3 separate regions of the Mus musculus genome follow, and all the other regions are linked to region 2. The links are chromatin loops, found by intact Hi-C in ENCODE. Cell type or tissue: heart. All regions are shown on one strand.

What was found. Peaks named below come from ENCODE experiments on the same cell type or tissue, not always from the same donor. Only the 100,000 strongest peaks of a DNase experiment are listed, where the experiment ranks them.
Region 1: a loop joins it to region 2, with 6 times the contacts of the local background. A loop is called at or near these places in 24 of 42 quality-filtered maps.
Region 3: it touches region 2 in a loop (2.5-fold over the local background); 15 of 42 quality-filtered maps call a loop at or near these places.

What each region holds. Positions count from the first base shown.
Region 1 is chr11:5,473,094-5,475,593 of GRCm38, forward strand. No RefSeq gene overlaps it. Among named protein-coding and RNA genes, the nearest start is that of Gm11963, 12 kb to the right of the region's middle. In heart, a CTCF peak has its summit at 1,273 (motif pointing left); no DNase peak of the experiment used is centred here.
Region 2 is chr11:5,113,825-5,116,324 of GRCm38, forward strand. All of the region lies in intron 13 of Emid1 (EMI domain containing 1), which reads right to left. Gm46266 (a long non-coding RNA gene) reads left to right here and starts at 1,694. Exons shown (of 2, transcript XR_003949635.1): 1 at 1,694-2,500. In heart, a CTCF peak has its summit at 1,281 (motif pointing right); a DNase peak (open chromatin) is centred at 1,347; H3K27me3 peaks cover 342 bases.
Region 3 is chr11:5,283,054-5,285,553 of GRCm38, forward strand. Znrf3 (zinc and ring finger 3) reads right to left here. Exons shown (of 9, transcript NM_001080924.2): 7 at 285-387. Among named protein-coding and RNA genes, the nearest start is that of Kremen1, 23 kb to the left of the region's middle. In heart, a CTCF peak has its summit at 1,272 (motif pointing left); no DNase peak of the experiment used is centred here.

The DNA.
Region 1 (2,500 bases), 360 kb after region 2:
TAGCCAAGGTTTTACTTCGTGCTGCAGCAGGACTTGGTAATGTGTAAGAGTCACCCAGGTGGTACTGGTTTTGAAGGTATGAAGGGGTCACGCAGAGCAGCTGAGGCTCGGCATTGTGAGAGGTCATGGAAGAACATTGGTGAAGGTGCAGCCTCAGTTGCAATTGATGGCCCAGGACTGAAGGAGTCATGCAAAGGAGTTGAGGCTTGGCATCATGAAGAGAGCCTGTTACAGTTGAAGATAGCAGTGTTTTGGAGATGCCAGTACCACGAGATGACTACCAAGAACAGCAGCAGCAGTGGAGTACAGGCAGCTGGAGCCTAGAAGACAATATGTGTGCTACAAAGGGCATGGCTGGAGACGTGACCCAAGCCCTTGGAGGAACCCAGAAGATTGTGAGTTGGATCCCAGACATTGGACATTTGGAGTTTAATTTTTGCTTTTGATTGTGACTGTGCCCTGATATTTTTTCCCTCTGAAAGGAAGAAACTATTTTAGTGGATCCCACAGTTAAGAGACTTTTAATTGTAAAAAGACTTTGGATTTTAAAAGATATTGGATATTTTAAAGGGATTGAACTTTTAATATGCAAAGACTGTGGGACTTTAAAGTTATTTAAGATCTTGGGGATGAATAAGACATTAAGGGTTTAGGCTTACTAGTGATGTGTTTGTGTGTCAAGTTGACAAGGGGTCAATTGTACTGGCTAGTTTTGTGTCAACTTGACACAGGCTGGAGTTATCACAGAGAAAGGAGCTTCAGTTGGGGAAATGCCTCCATAAGATCCAGCTGTGGGGCATTTTCTCAATTAGTGATCAAGGGGGAAAGGCCCCTTGTGGGTGGTACCATTTCTGGGCTGGTAGCCTTGGGTTCTATAAGAAAGCAAGCTGAGCAAGCCTGCTTGAGTTCCAGTCCTGACTTCCTTGGTGATGAACAGCAATGTGGAAGTGTAAGCTGAATAAACCCTTTCCTCCCCAACTGCTTCTTGGTCATGATATTTGTGCAAGAATAGAAACCCGGACTAAGACACCACCTCTCCAGCCATATTTATAATCCATGTCATTCAAAAGCAACAGATCCAAGATTTCACAGGTGAGGCAGTGCTGTACTCTTTGATGGGCCGTTGTGTCTCCATCCTGGTAGGAAGCCTGACTTTATGAGCTGAAGTTTCAGAAGCAGCCAGGGAATCCAGAGAGTTATACTTGTTTTACATAAGCAGGAACGAGGTTACCAAATGTGTTCCAATGTGTTGGTTATACTGCCCCCCGGTGTTCGAATAAAGAACAGCATGTGATACCATTTTCCAGTGTCCAAATTGGCTTCTGAGCCAACTGTATGGCAGTGGAGAAGGGCTGGATTCCTAGGGAGAAGGGGAGCCACCAGAGCAGAGGCAGCATGGTAGGGAAGTTCTAACCTCTTATACTTTTAGTTCCGAGATGCTCGCCGCCGTGGAGAGAAAAGAGAAGAAACTACACTGCCCTCTGGCTTGGGAGAGGGAGGATTTCATGAGACTGTCTTGAGCTTTCTATGTGACTTCAAATTTAACACATGACCAAGGATGACTAAACTCCTGATTCTCCTGCCTCTGCCTCCCAAGTGCTGAGAGGATGGTACGTACCCCTGCACCCCACTTTCCTGAAGAGAAACAGCGAGTAGTTCAAGAACTCTAAAACACTCACCAAAGGCACATCGAGGCCTGAATACCCATGTCCTCTGAAATCCACCTTTGAGGCTCAAACCCCACAAAGTGGCTACATTTAGAGATGGGCTATAAAGAAGTAATTTAGATAATTAAGTCGTAAGAGGATGACCTGCTCTAATAGGATTCCATTCATTTAAAAAACAGACGCCAAGGGGCTGGCAAGATGGCTCAGTGGGTGAGAGCACTGACTGCTCTTTGGAAAGTCCTGAGTTCAAATTCCAGCAACCACATGGTGGCTCACAACCACCCATAATGAGATCTGACGCCTTCTTCTGGCGAATCTGAAGTCAGCTACAGTGTACTTATGTATAATAATTAATAAATCTTAAAAAAAAAACAGATGCCAAGCCAAGGAGTTGGCACACACTAATAATCCTAGCACCCAGGACCAGGAGGACCAAGGCTAACCTGATTTCCAGAGGGAGAATCTGGCCCATAAGACATGGGTTGCATTTACTGTTGAACTTAGCCTATGCCAAAGCAAGCAGAAGCGGAGACCCCTGGAAACTCGGGGTTGCTCCTCATTGTCCATCCTCACTGTGAGAGCAAGGAGGCCATGTGATCAAACCGAAAGATGGTGGCCTTCTGAAGGCATAGACAGAGCCTTCACCAGACACCAAGTCAGGGCAGAGCCTCGACCTTGAACTTCCAGACATCATTCAGAGCAGTGCCTGATGCTGTGGCCCTTTTTAATACTATCCCTAATGCTGTAGTGACCCCTATCCGTTAAATTATTTTTGTTGCAATTTTGCTATTGTTACAAATCCTAATGTAAATATCTGTTTTCCTAGATGACCC
Region 2 (2,500 bases):
CACGTGACTAATAGGAACCAAGTTCAGGCTCTCAGCGAGCATCCTAACCGCTGCGCTGTCTCTTTGATTGTGTCTCCTGGGTATCGTGGTAGAGCTAGAGCCTCCCACAGGCCAGCAGCGTCTCAGCCTCTGAGGTTTATCTCTAGCTCCTCACTTTTAATGTGAGAATATTATACATTCCCAGTATATTCTCTGATGAGATCTCACTAACTTGTCCAGGCTGACCTTGAACCTGTAATCTTTCTGTCTCAGCCTCCTGAGCAGCTGGGGATACAGGTTTACACAACAGCCCTGGGTCTGCCTCTTTACTTCCCTTCATAGCCAAGGCAGTACCCAAGGTTCCCTGACTCCACTGACCACTGTCAGCCTTGCTGCCGGTCCGTGCTCACACTTAAAGGCTCCTGGCCTTTGATCAGGATGCCCACAGCCTTCCAGAGTCCTTTTCTGTCTCCAATTCACTCTCCAAATTGGTGTTCAGAAACATACTTTGCGAACAAAACCCTGACCATACCATTCCTCACATTCTTTAATTTTTAAAAAATAATTCTTAATTTTTTTGAGATCTTTCAGTATCTCACTATGAAGCCCAGGTTTGCTTTGAACTTGGAGCAATCCTTCCGCCTCAGGCATCTGAATGCTGGCATTCCGGGTCTAAGCCACCATTCCTGTTTCCCAGTTTAGCAGTACTTAAATGATACTTCAGGTCCACCAATATTAGAATTCCTTAATGAGGACCCCTAGATTCTGAGAGCCTCTATCCTCTCTCACTTCTTGCCTGCCAAGCGGCCACTCCAAGCACTTGCTACTCCGAACATGTCCCAGGCCCCTGCTACCCTCACTTCTGTCTGAATACCCCATGACTGGTTAGGTCCCTTTCATCAGCAACACACTATTGGCACAGACACCCCGACCACACCTAAGTTCCTTTTGTCCTGTGGCTGCTGACCATGGTGTTTTACCCGATGGTGACTCCTCCTGGGGCCTGTGTCTGCAGAGTGCCTCTCTGCACTGCCAAGCCCTGAGCCTGGCATACAGAGCGATGCTTAGGGAACGGTAATGGATTCTCTAGCTCCTCTGGGAATTTAGATGTCTTAGTATGTTTCACTTTGGGTCTCATTTTTGGTGCCACCAGTTTGCTCCTCAGAGCTGGTCCTCGTGTTCCCTGTCTAAATAAGGAATGAAGGCTTGCTTCCCTCCTAACTAGGTAGAGTAACTCAGGCCAGTCACTCAGCTCCTGCAGTACACGACTATGACCACCTGGTGACACTGCTGGGCTACAGCTAAACTTGGCAAGCGGCTCTGAAAGCTGCGCTACCTCTAGGGGGCGCTGGTAGGTGACGTGTCTCAGCAGGATGTTCCCACCGTAACAGGATCCCTACCTACCTCTCACAAAGCTGGTCCCTCAGCCCGGAAGCCGCATGCATCTGCTGCCCAGCAAACCTTCTCCCAGGCAGCAAGCAGGGGTAGAAGTGCAGGTGATGAAAGGAAGAAGGTGGACAGGTAGGGGTCCTGCTACCTCTTGGGGGTCCCTCCCATAGCTAGTCCTGGGTTCAAGGTCTGACCTGGGGCAGGCCAAGGCTCCCCATGCAGGGATAGGAGCTGTGTAGCCTGGCTCTGTAGTGACCTGGGTTTCCCCATACCTTCTGGGATGGGTGAACAACCTGTTTTCTCATCGCGGGTCTCTGGGAGAGTGAGGGGCCTAGAGGAGGCAGAGAGCTGCTCACAAGAGTGTCGATCATAGCCGAGGCCACACTGACACTGTCAGAGGCCAGGGACCACAGGGAGTGGGCAGGTGAGGATGGAGGGTCGGGAAGCAAGCATCTGGGAGAGGTAGCAGGGCCCCAAGAAGTCAAGGGGTACACAGAGGTGGACTCGTGCAGGGTGAGGACGACCACGGCTGTATCCATCACTGACTCCAGGACCACAAACAGGCAAGACAAGGTTGGAAGCTAATGCTGGCCACACCCTCACCAGTGGTGCTCAGGAAGGGAGGAGGGAAGCCATGATGCCAGCTTTTAAAGAGAACCCAGGCTGGCTGTCTTAGAAGGATGCTTACACCCACCTGCCCGCCTGCCAAATGCTTTCCATGTTACAATGGTTTCCAAGAGCGGGCACCTGAGACTTCAGGGCATGGTATGTTCTAGGCTTCCTTCTCTGTCTTTAGGTAGGGTAGATTCCTAGGCCCCAACTCCATTTGTTAGTTACTTCTATTGATCTTGAAGGTTCCCAGTGAGGTCCTTGAAACCTTGAGATTTCTGAGTATGTGGTTTCTAGGTCCCCCTTCCATTTACTCAGTGTCTGCTCTGCATGTGACAGTTTCTAAGCCTCCCTTTCCACTGTACATTCATACTGCTTCCTTTGTATGGCAGTGTCTAGATCACTTTATCTCGGTTTCTCGGTTCTCTTTGCATATGACAGTTTCTAGGCTTCCCTAGTGGACCCTTGAAGTATGTGGTGGTACCTATTATAGATCTTTTGGGTAGAGCAGAGTGAGGTCTCT
Region 3 (2,500 bases), 170 kb after region 2:
ATGATTTTCTTTAGAGGCGGGGGACGAAGGGGGCTGTCAAACCTAGGGCTTTGCACATCCTAGGCAAACAGTTTACCACTAAGCCACCATGTCACTTGCAGCTCAAAGTGATCCTTAATGCTAGGTTCTGCTTAGAGTTGTGCAAACAACTTCCAAAACCTAAGGTCCACATCTGCAGGTCCAGAAAACCATGCTGTGTTGGTTCAGCTTGCTCATGAGCCCAAAGTATGACGCACTTGTCATACTTCGTAGGGTCAGGGTGTGGCAAGGCCTGTAATAGTTACCTATGATGTTGTGCCGACAGTGGGGGCAGGTGTGGTGCTGCAGTAGCCATGGATCCACACACTTCCTGTGGAACCGATGAGTACAAGGGATGACCCGAAGCTCCTGCAGAGAGAGATAAAGAACACAGACCGAAGGGTGAACTGGAGAGAGGGTACTTCTGCCTTCAGCCTCACCCACGTGCTTCTTTCAATGGAGCCAACGGGGAACAGGCAGCCTGTGCACTGTGCTGGTGTCCCCCTGCTGTAAGATGGATCCTAAGTGTTCCTAGCTCGGCAGTACAAGGGAAGGGTGCCAAGTGGGCCTGGTTTCCTTTCTTCCTCTTCTTGTGTCCTCCTGGATAATTTTATTAGTGATAAAGAGAAAACTTCCAGGCCAGGCAAGCAGTATGCCTCATCAGTTGCTCCAAGGACAATGGATGAGGGAAGAGAGTCATGCCACTTAAGTTAAGTTAAGTTAAGCTGGCCTAGAGTCAGATAATTGGACAAAGAGCAAGGAAGTCTACAGCATGAGAGAAAGCATGCTTAGAAAAGAGATAGAAGAAAAGAAGAAGGTCCACTGTTCTGAGAAATTCATGGCGGTATATTACAAGACTTACAAGGCTGCATGGCTGCCTTAATTTTTACTTTGAATTATGTGTATGCATGCTTGATATCTGTGCATGTGTGTGTAGTTACCTGAGGAGAATAGAAGAGGGTACTGGGAACTGAAGTCAGATCCTCTCCAAGATAGGCATGTGCTCATAACCACTGAGGCACCTTTCCAGTCCTAGCCATCACATATTCTTGCCATGATATGCTGCCTTTCTATAAGCCTAATAAAGGATTGTGGTAAGTGTGTGGGTTAAAAGTCCAAAACTAGGCTGGAGAGACCGTTCATAAGATAAGAGCATTGGCTGCTCTTCCAGAGGTCCAGAGTTCAACTCCCAGCTACCACATGGTGACTCACAACCATCTGTAATGGGATCTGATGCCCTCTTCTGGCACGCAGGTGTACATGTAGATAGAGCACTCATATACATAAACCAAATAAAATCATTAAAAATAAAACAAAAGTCTAAAACTATGTGTTTAAACAAACCTTTGCTCTTTACCTGTTTATTACTGCAAGTGTTTGTTACAGAAATGGAAAGTCAGGGTACTTCCCACTCTCTTCCCTAACTCTAAAGGCCAGTCTCATCCCTTGAAGTATGGCCCACAAGGAGAAGGAAACTGGCCAATTCATCTGTCCTAACCACAGCTATCAGGGCTAAAAGACAAGGAGCATAAGGAAGCAGATTCCTTTCCAGGAACTGGGGGCACATCTAAGTCCAAAGCCACAGGCCAGGGAACAAAGGGTTTGCAGGGAGAGTAACAAATACCCGAGGCTATCTATATAGGTATAGATCTGTGGTTCCCAACCTATGGGTCAAGACCTCAAAAAATTATCGGAAAATACAGCTTTGTATATTACGTTTCATAACAATAACAAAATTACAGTTATTTAGTAGTCATGAAAATTATCTTACGGTTGGGGGTCACCACAATATGAGAAACTGTATTAAAGGGTCACAGCATTAGGAAGGTTGAGAACTACTGGATGGTTGCCTCTAAGTACCATTGAATGAGGTCAAGTAGAAAAGGAACACTTGATAGGGCCACATTGTTTCTAAGGAAAGCAGCCAATTTGAAAGAAAACCGAAGTATCCTACTGACTTGTTCTTATTCCTTTTCTTTTCTTTTTTTTCCCCTTTTCCCACCAGTCTGATACAGTGATATTAAAATAAATAGCCAATATGGTGCTTTAGAATGCCTGTATCAGGGTTGGAGAGATGGCTTAGTGGCTGCTCTTTCAGAGGTCCCGAGTTCAATTTCCAGCAACCACATGGTGACTCACAACTATCTGTAATGGGATCCTGGCACGCAGGTGTACACGCAAATTAGAGTGCTCATATACATACATAAATCTTAAAAGAAAAATAAAAAGACTGCTTGTATCTTCTCACCTAAATAGTGTTTGTGAGAATCTAGTATGCTGGTTGGTGTCACAAGCGCAGACACAGAATGAAGTCACTCGTCAAGTTCACAAACCAAGAATCTGCCTGGGCTAGGTTAGAGCCCAGGAGTCTGTACGTACAGTCTACACAAGCGTATCATCCAAGGGCCTGTGTACAAACATACTTCCACCCAGCAACCTACACATCAGGGGGGAGGTCGATCTTATCCAGGGGCTGTTCAAG